Regions from separate parts of the Homo sapiens genome. Here region 1 is linked to region 2. The links are chromatin contacts, found by Hi-C in ENCODE. All regions are on one chromosome and are shown on one strand. Each heading gives the region's core, a stretch centred on a gene start or an enhancer-like site at or near the end of the contact. The rest is flanking DNA. Distances are from core to core; before and after follow the strand shown.

The links. A loop is a pair of places that touch in the nucleus more often than their neighbours do. Pooled maps may share reads with other maps.
Region 1: a map of dorsolateral prefrontal cortex shows a loop between it and region 2 (3-fold over the local background). The contact joins the enhancer-like site here to the promoter of ELDR in region 2. A Hi-C loop is called at or near these places in 4 of 168 maps with a recorded cell type or tissue (ascending aorta, chondrocyte, dorsolateral prefrontal cortex and 1 more), 1 of 37 single-sample maps with no recorded cell type and 10 of 50 pooled maps.

The regions. Positions count from the first base shown.
Region 1 is chr7:54,931,424-54,934,656 of GRCh38, reverse strand. It overlaps the pseudogene LOC643168. Among named protein-coding and RNA genes, the nearest start is that of EGFR, 86 kb to the left of the region's middle. Within about 2 kb of position 1,321, at least 23 of the 41 ENCODE cell types and tissues checked have a DNase peak (open chromatin) inside an H3K27ac peak, as active enhancers do; they include ascending aorta and dorsolateral prefrontal cortex, where a contact is called at or near this core.
Region 2 is chr7:55,254,245-55,257,660 of GRCh38, reverse strand. It overlaps ELDR (EGFR long non-coding downstream RNA), which reads left to right and starts at 2,026. Exons shown (of 4, transcript NR_110426.1): 1 at 2,026-2,130; 2 at 2,243-2,474. RefSeq lists silencers at 1,990-2,039, 2,350-2,909.

The DNA of each region.
Region 1 (3,233 bases), core at 72-2,571, 320 kb after region 2:
GTTTTGAGAATGTATTTCTGGCCTTTCTTGTTCCCTCTAAGTTGATGTATTCTTCATAATCAGGATGATTTTTTAAATTTATTACTAACAGTTTTCCAAGTTGCATGATAATCTCTCACGGTCTGCACAAGTTTTCAAACTTATCTGTTGCTGTGACAAGTTGTCTCTGTGTTTTATAAGCATCCAAATAGGGAATAATTTTAGGCTTGCTACGAGTTTTATCCAACATTTGTACCAGTGCAGTGAAACACGTTTCAATGTTGACATTAAATCCTGCTGATGTTTCCACTACAAGAAGCTTCTTTTTGTTTGAAGCAAATGCCTGAACTTCTCTAAGATAATGATCCACGCATTCATCACATTTAGTTGCCGCTATTATTACAGGTATTTTTGATTTTGATAACTGGACAAAAAGGTTATTCACAAATTTAAGTTGATCATCAAATTTCCTATTGCATCCCTGACTTACATCAATGCATAATAAAAATCCATCTACATTGAGCTTCCCTTCAGGCATTTGCTTCTGTTCAAAGTCTTGTTCTAAGCCTAGTTGATCAGTGCAAATGTACATTAGTTTTTCTGCTGACTGCAATCTAGATGCAGCTGCACGTTTTATATATGGTTGCAAATTCATACTCCGATGAGGCAAGAATGTCTGGTCATCAATGAACTGTTAAATGACATGAATTTTGCATTCTACTCCAACTTCACCATTTTGTGTTATGTCACCCCAGTAGTACAAAAAGTGATCACTGTTTACGACTCGTCCTCCAAAGTCAATGGTGCTAAGCACAGAAGTATGCTCTGGATAATATTTATCTGCTTTTGAGCGTGCAAATCTATTGCACAAACAAGACTTTCCAACTCCACAGTTACCTTTGTCTTTTTCAGTCCCAGAGAGTCCAACTACACTGATAGTATAGGATGGGGGACAAGGCTCTTTGTTTTTTGCCATCATAACTCTCTTCTCATGCCTCTACATTCATAAATGTAGATATGAAACCAGATATGCTTCTCATTCTGAAAATAAAATCATCTGAAAATACAGATCCCAAGTTTCAGAACTGTATTTGGTTCTTTGTATTTCCCTCATTTCTGTGCAGAAACATCTTCAAGATCATAGAGATCATTTTCCTAACAACGTCGGTCTCCTCTGTCTCCTCCTCAACCACAGCGGCCCTGGCTGTGGCTGCGGCAGCAACATTCCTGGGTAGCGCTCCCGCCGCCGCCTCCTCCTCCACTCTCTGCTCGCCTCTCCCCCGGCGCGCTCACCGAGCGGCGCGTCCCTTCAGGCACCTCCCTCCGCCCTCCCCGACACACACGCCCGGAAACCCTGAGCCCCACGGCCCCCGCAGCCTGCTCACCCACCCTCCCTCCCTCTCTGCCACCAGCTGCGGCCCCGTCCCTCCCCGCTCTCCCAGCGCCAGCCGCAGCGCCAGGCTCAGTAATGGCGGCCACCCGGGCTCCCTCGCGCTGACCTAAGTTAATTTTTAATGTACAATTAAAGTATTATTGACTATAGTCACCCTGTTGAGCTATCAAATTCTGTCTTATTCATTCTAATTATATATATATGTATGTATGTATGTATGTATGTATGTATGTATGTATGTATGTATGTATATGTATGTTTTGTACCTATTAACCATCCTCACTTCCCTCCTTCACCCCCCCACTACCCTTCCTAGCCTCTGGTAATCATCCTTCTACTCTCTATCTGCATGAGTTCAATTGCTTTGATATTTAGCACCCACAAATAAATGAGAACATGCGAAATTTGACTTTCCAAGTCTGACTTATTTCACCTAACATAATGACCTCCAGTTCCACCTATGCCGTTGTAAATGACAAGATCTCATTCTTTTTATGTCTGCATAGTACCCCATTGCGTATATGTACCATATTTTCTTTATCCATTTGTCTGTTGATGGACACTTAGGTTGCTTTCAAATCTCAGCTATTGTGAACAGTGCTGCAATGAACACGGAAGTGCAGATATCTCTTCCATACACTGATTTCCTTTCTTTTGGGTATATACCAAGCAGTGAGATTGCTGGGTTATATGGTGGCTCTATTTTGAGTATTTTGAGGAACCTCCAAACTGTTCTCCACAGTGACTGTAATAATTTACATTCTCATCAACAGTGTATGAGGATTCCCTTTTTCCACATCCTCATGAGCATTTGTTATTGCCCATCTTTTGGATTAAAGCCATTTTAACTGGAGTGAGATGATATCTCATTGTGGTTTTGATTTGCATTTCTCTGTTGATCAATGATGTTCATCTCCTTTTCATGTGCCTGCTTCCATTTACATGTCTTCTTTTAAGGAATATCTGTTCAGATCTTTTGCCTATTTTTAAATCAGATTATTATTTTTTCCCTATGGGGTTGTTTGAGCTCCTTATATATTCTGGTTATAAACTCCTTGTCAGATGGGTAGTTTGCAAATATTTCCTCCCCTTCCGTGGGTTGTCTCTTCACTTTATTGACATTTCCTTTGCTGTGCAGAAGCTTTTAAACTTGATGTGATCCCATCTGTTCATTTTCGCTTTAGTTGTCTGTGCTTGTAGGATATTACTCAAGAAATTTTTGCCCAGGCCAATATCCTGGAGAATTTCTTCAATGTTTTCTTGAAGTAATTTCATAGTTTGAGGTCTTAGATTGAAGTCTTTCATCCATTTTGATTTGATTTTTTTGTATATGGTTAGAGATATGAGTCAAGTTTCATTCTTCTGCATTTGGATATCCAGTTTTCCCAGCACCATGTATTGAAGAGACTGTCCTTTCCCCATTGTATGTTCTTGGCACCGTTGTCAAAAATGAGTTCACTTGAGATGTGTGGATTTGTTTCTGGGTTATCTGTTCTGTTCCATTGATTCATGCTTCTGTTTTTATTCCAGTACCATGCTGTTTTGGTTACTGTAGCTTTGTAGTATAATTTGAAGTCAGGTGATGTGATTCCTCCAGTTTTCCTCTTTTTGCTTTGGCTATTCTGGATGTTTTGTGGTTCTATGTAAATTTTAAGATTGCTCTATTTCTGTGAAGAATGTCTGGTATTTTTATAGGGATGGCATTGAATTTGTAGATTGCTTTGAGTAGTATAGACATTTTAACAATGTTGATTCTTCCAATCCATGAACGTGAAATACTTTTACACTTTTTTGTGTCCTCTTCAATTTCTTTCATCAGTATTTTATAGTTTCATTGTAGAAATCTTTCACTTCTTTTTGA
Region 2 (3,416 bases), core at 777-3,276:
CTTGTGATTATGGATATAATTACAGATATGATTATACTCAACTTGGGAACAGTTTTTTTTTTTTTTTTTTTTGCCTATATTAAGTGTTGTCAGGTCAAGGAGGTATGTACTGGTTGAAAAAAGATCCTGATTTGTAGGAAAAGACACAGCACATGGTGATGTTTTAGAGAGTTAAAATTTGGAGCCATTCTCCATATTCATTGGATAGAATCATCATCCCTCCTCTGCCTTTCAGCCTATATAATCAGTAAGAATTATATGGCAGATAAAAATCTGGCATTGAAGGATCAATCAACTATTAGACAATTGATCTCATTTTCTCATGTCGTCTATCTACATCTCTCATGTCATCTGGCATATCATATGTTCTAGGTCAGTCCTGAGTTCAACTAGTCTGTCCTGTGATTTTCACTATTATTTACACTTGTTAGGTCACTATCGTGGGGTTCAGAATATTGGTGTGAGGTGGTGGCATGGGTGCTTTTTTTGGAGCAGTTGTGGGGTGGAATCCCTCCTGCATGACCTGAGGCCACAAGAAACCCCTTCCACCACAGGTGTATCACACGTAATAAACCCTCGTGTGCCTTGTTACATGATAAGCACTTTATATACCTTAGACATTTTAACCTAAATCAACCCTAAAAGGCAAGGTTATTTTTTCTACTAAATTTCCAACAACTAGGTGAACTAAAAGTAGGTTGAAAGACCAATTCTTATGAAAGAATGATTGTCAAAAAGAAAAAGATAAATTCTTCTGAAGAGACGAGAGACATAGGAGCAACTCAGACAGGAAACTTTTAATGGGTTTTAATCCAGGGTTTACAATGTTTTGAATCTGCAATTCTGAAATCCAAAGCAGATCTGGAAATTGAATGTTTTTGGCAACAAATTGGGTGGCAAAATCTGAACTATTTGTAGCTCTGTGTGCTGACGAGCATTGTGAGTGCCCTAGAGGGGCATCAAGCTTTTGCCCACAAAATCCTTTCTTTCCTTGGAGCATCTCAGTGGAGTTGTGTTTTGAGAAATAGTGCCTGACATAAGTTCGGTATTGCTACGTAAGACCTCTTTATTGTTTTTCTGCATAACTTTGGATTTTCCAATTCAGTTTACTTTGACCCACTCTTTACAGTTTAAGCATGCCAGGTGGTAACTCGATGGCTTCGCATCTTAATGATCGCATCTATGTGCATAATTCTTTGGGGTTCGTGGAGCAGTTTCACATTCATTATCTTGTTTGGTCCTTAGTAAAACTCCTTCTTTATTTTCAGCACTGAAGAAGTGGAGTCTCAGAGGTCACACAGCTGGCATGTGGCAGAACCAGCCACGCCATGCCGCCATGCCGCTTTGAGGACCAGTGACCCTCAGGGACTTAGCAAAATGCCATCTTCAAAACAACTTGTCAAGATCCTCACGGGCAGTCAGTGTCATGTTTTATATCGCGTACAACCTGCAGCACAGGGCGCAGCAGGCGTGAGTGCCACTGTCTAGGGACTCTCCATACCCTCCAGCCTTCAGACGCAGGAACGGGAATCTCAGCCAGCTGTCTCCTCTGTCCCAGGTTTCTCTCCAGTCTCACCTGAGGTCGAAAAGTCCGAATGAAGTAGGTGATAGTCCATTGATCTGAAGGGCATAGTGGCTCATGGGATTTTGCTGAGTCTACACCAGGTGTCAAAGAGTCTGGTGCCCAAACCTTGGCAAGTGCACGTGACTGATTACCTCATTGTCAGAAAATGTGGGAGCCCGGCAGCGCTTGGGACCACCTGGCTCAGACTCTTCATTCCAGACCAGACCACTGAGGCCCGGGAAGCGGGGTCCACTTACAGGACGTCGGAAGGCAGTGGGCAGGAACTGGGCTCCTTCCTGCCGGGCCAGCTTTTCGGAGGCTGGCACTGGGGCTTCGGGACTTGAGGACCTGATCGCTGCGCAGGCCACGCGCCACCCGCAGAGGGCACCCGCGGTCCGCCGCGTTCCAGGGCGCGGGCTCTGGGGCTGGCCTCTCTGGCGCGCGAGGGTTTGCTGAGATTTAACAGAGGGCCGTTACACTCACAGTGTAAGAACAGACTGACAATTCCAGGGCGCTGGCTTTTATGAAAATAGGAAACGCCACGATGCACTCTAACGTGGAGATGGGTTCGTCTGTGACAAGAGGAAGCCTGTTTGAAAGGCAGATTTCGGGAAAATGTAGGGAGGCAAGAGCGTTGGCCGAGCTCCTCAGAAGTCCCTGAACAGTTCTGTTTTCCAGGGCGCCGTTCACACTGAGATGAGACAGGTGGAAAAGAGAGCTCGCCCTTCTTGCATTGTCACACGGAGCGGCCCTCTCCCTGTGCAGCGTGGAGTCCCCTGGGCGCGGGCGAGGCTCAGGCGGGACGCGGCGGAGACCGAGCTTGTCCCTGTGTGGACCCGGGCAACTGCCGGTGGGCGAGGCCTGGATGGTGGCCAGGCCGCAGCCACCCGGACGTTTGCGAGCGCCGAAGGTGGGCCTGGAGGCGGGGACCTGGCCCTGCGGGGCCGGTGCGTGCGGGGCCCGGCTGAGCCGCCGGCTCCACCGGCAGGGAACCCGGCTCCCGCCTTCCCGGCAGGGAACCCGGCTCCCGCCTTCCCGGCCACACCGGGAGTGTGTGAGGGGGGACCCTTGGCCGGCAGGGGGCGCTCTCGGCCACTCCATCCGCCCGGTCACCGCGGGATCCCGCTGCTCCATCCCGCCGGTGCCGCCGTCGCGCCTCCTCCCGCAGCCCAGCTCTGCCTCCGCCTTCGCTCCCCGACTCCTCCCTTCTCCCTCTCAGTCCCGCAGGGAAGCTGGGCTGGGCGAGAGGGTGTCTCCTGGGTCCACCGTGGAAGCCCGAGGCGCGGGTGCGGAGCCAGCCCAGGGCTGCCGGCGTGAGCTGCAGGGCTGGCCTGGTGCTCATCCTCTGCCCGGGGCGCGGGAAAGGCGAGGGACGCTGTGCTGGATCTGTGTGCTCAGTGGCCATGCGTCGGCCTCAGGACTGGGAACGAGGCGAGAGACACAGATGTGGGTGATTTCCCTGTGGAAGCTGTACCCGAGGCCGTGGGAGTGGAGGGCACTGGGCTGCGAATGGAGACAGGATGCCCCGAGGGCCCGGGAGCGGGAGGTGGAGCGGGTCCCAGACGGCAGGGGCTCGGAGTGGGAGGCAGCGGGACTGGGAGAGCCGCGCTGGGGCCGCAGGGGTGCGCAGGGAGCTTCCTGCCCTTTGCACCTCAGGCTCCGGGAGCTGATTTGTTTCACCTTGGGCAGGTGCAGGATCTGCGCTTGCAGCCACCTTACTTCGTGGGCTGTACCTGAGGTGACAGGCAGGGTCTTCTCTGATGAAGTTACCCACACGAGTCACCACGGGATGACGGTGAGCAGGTGCCACGGAAGGTAACACTGAGCGCATGCGGTTAAAGGACAAGAGGGA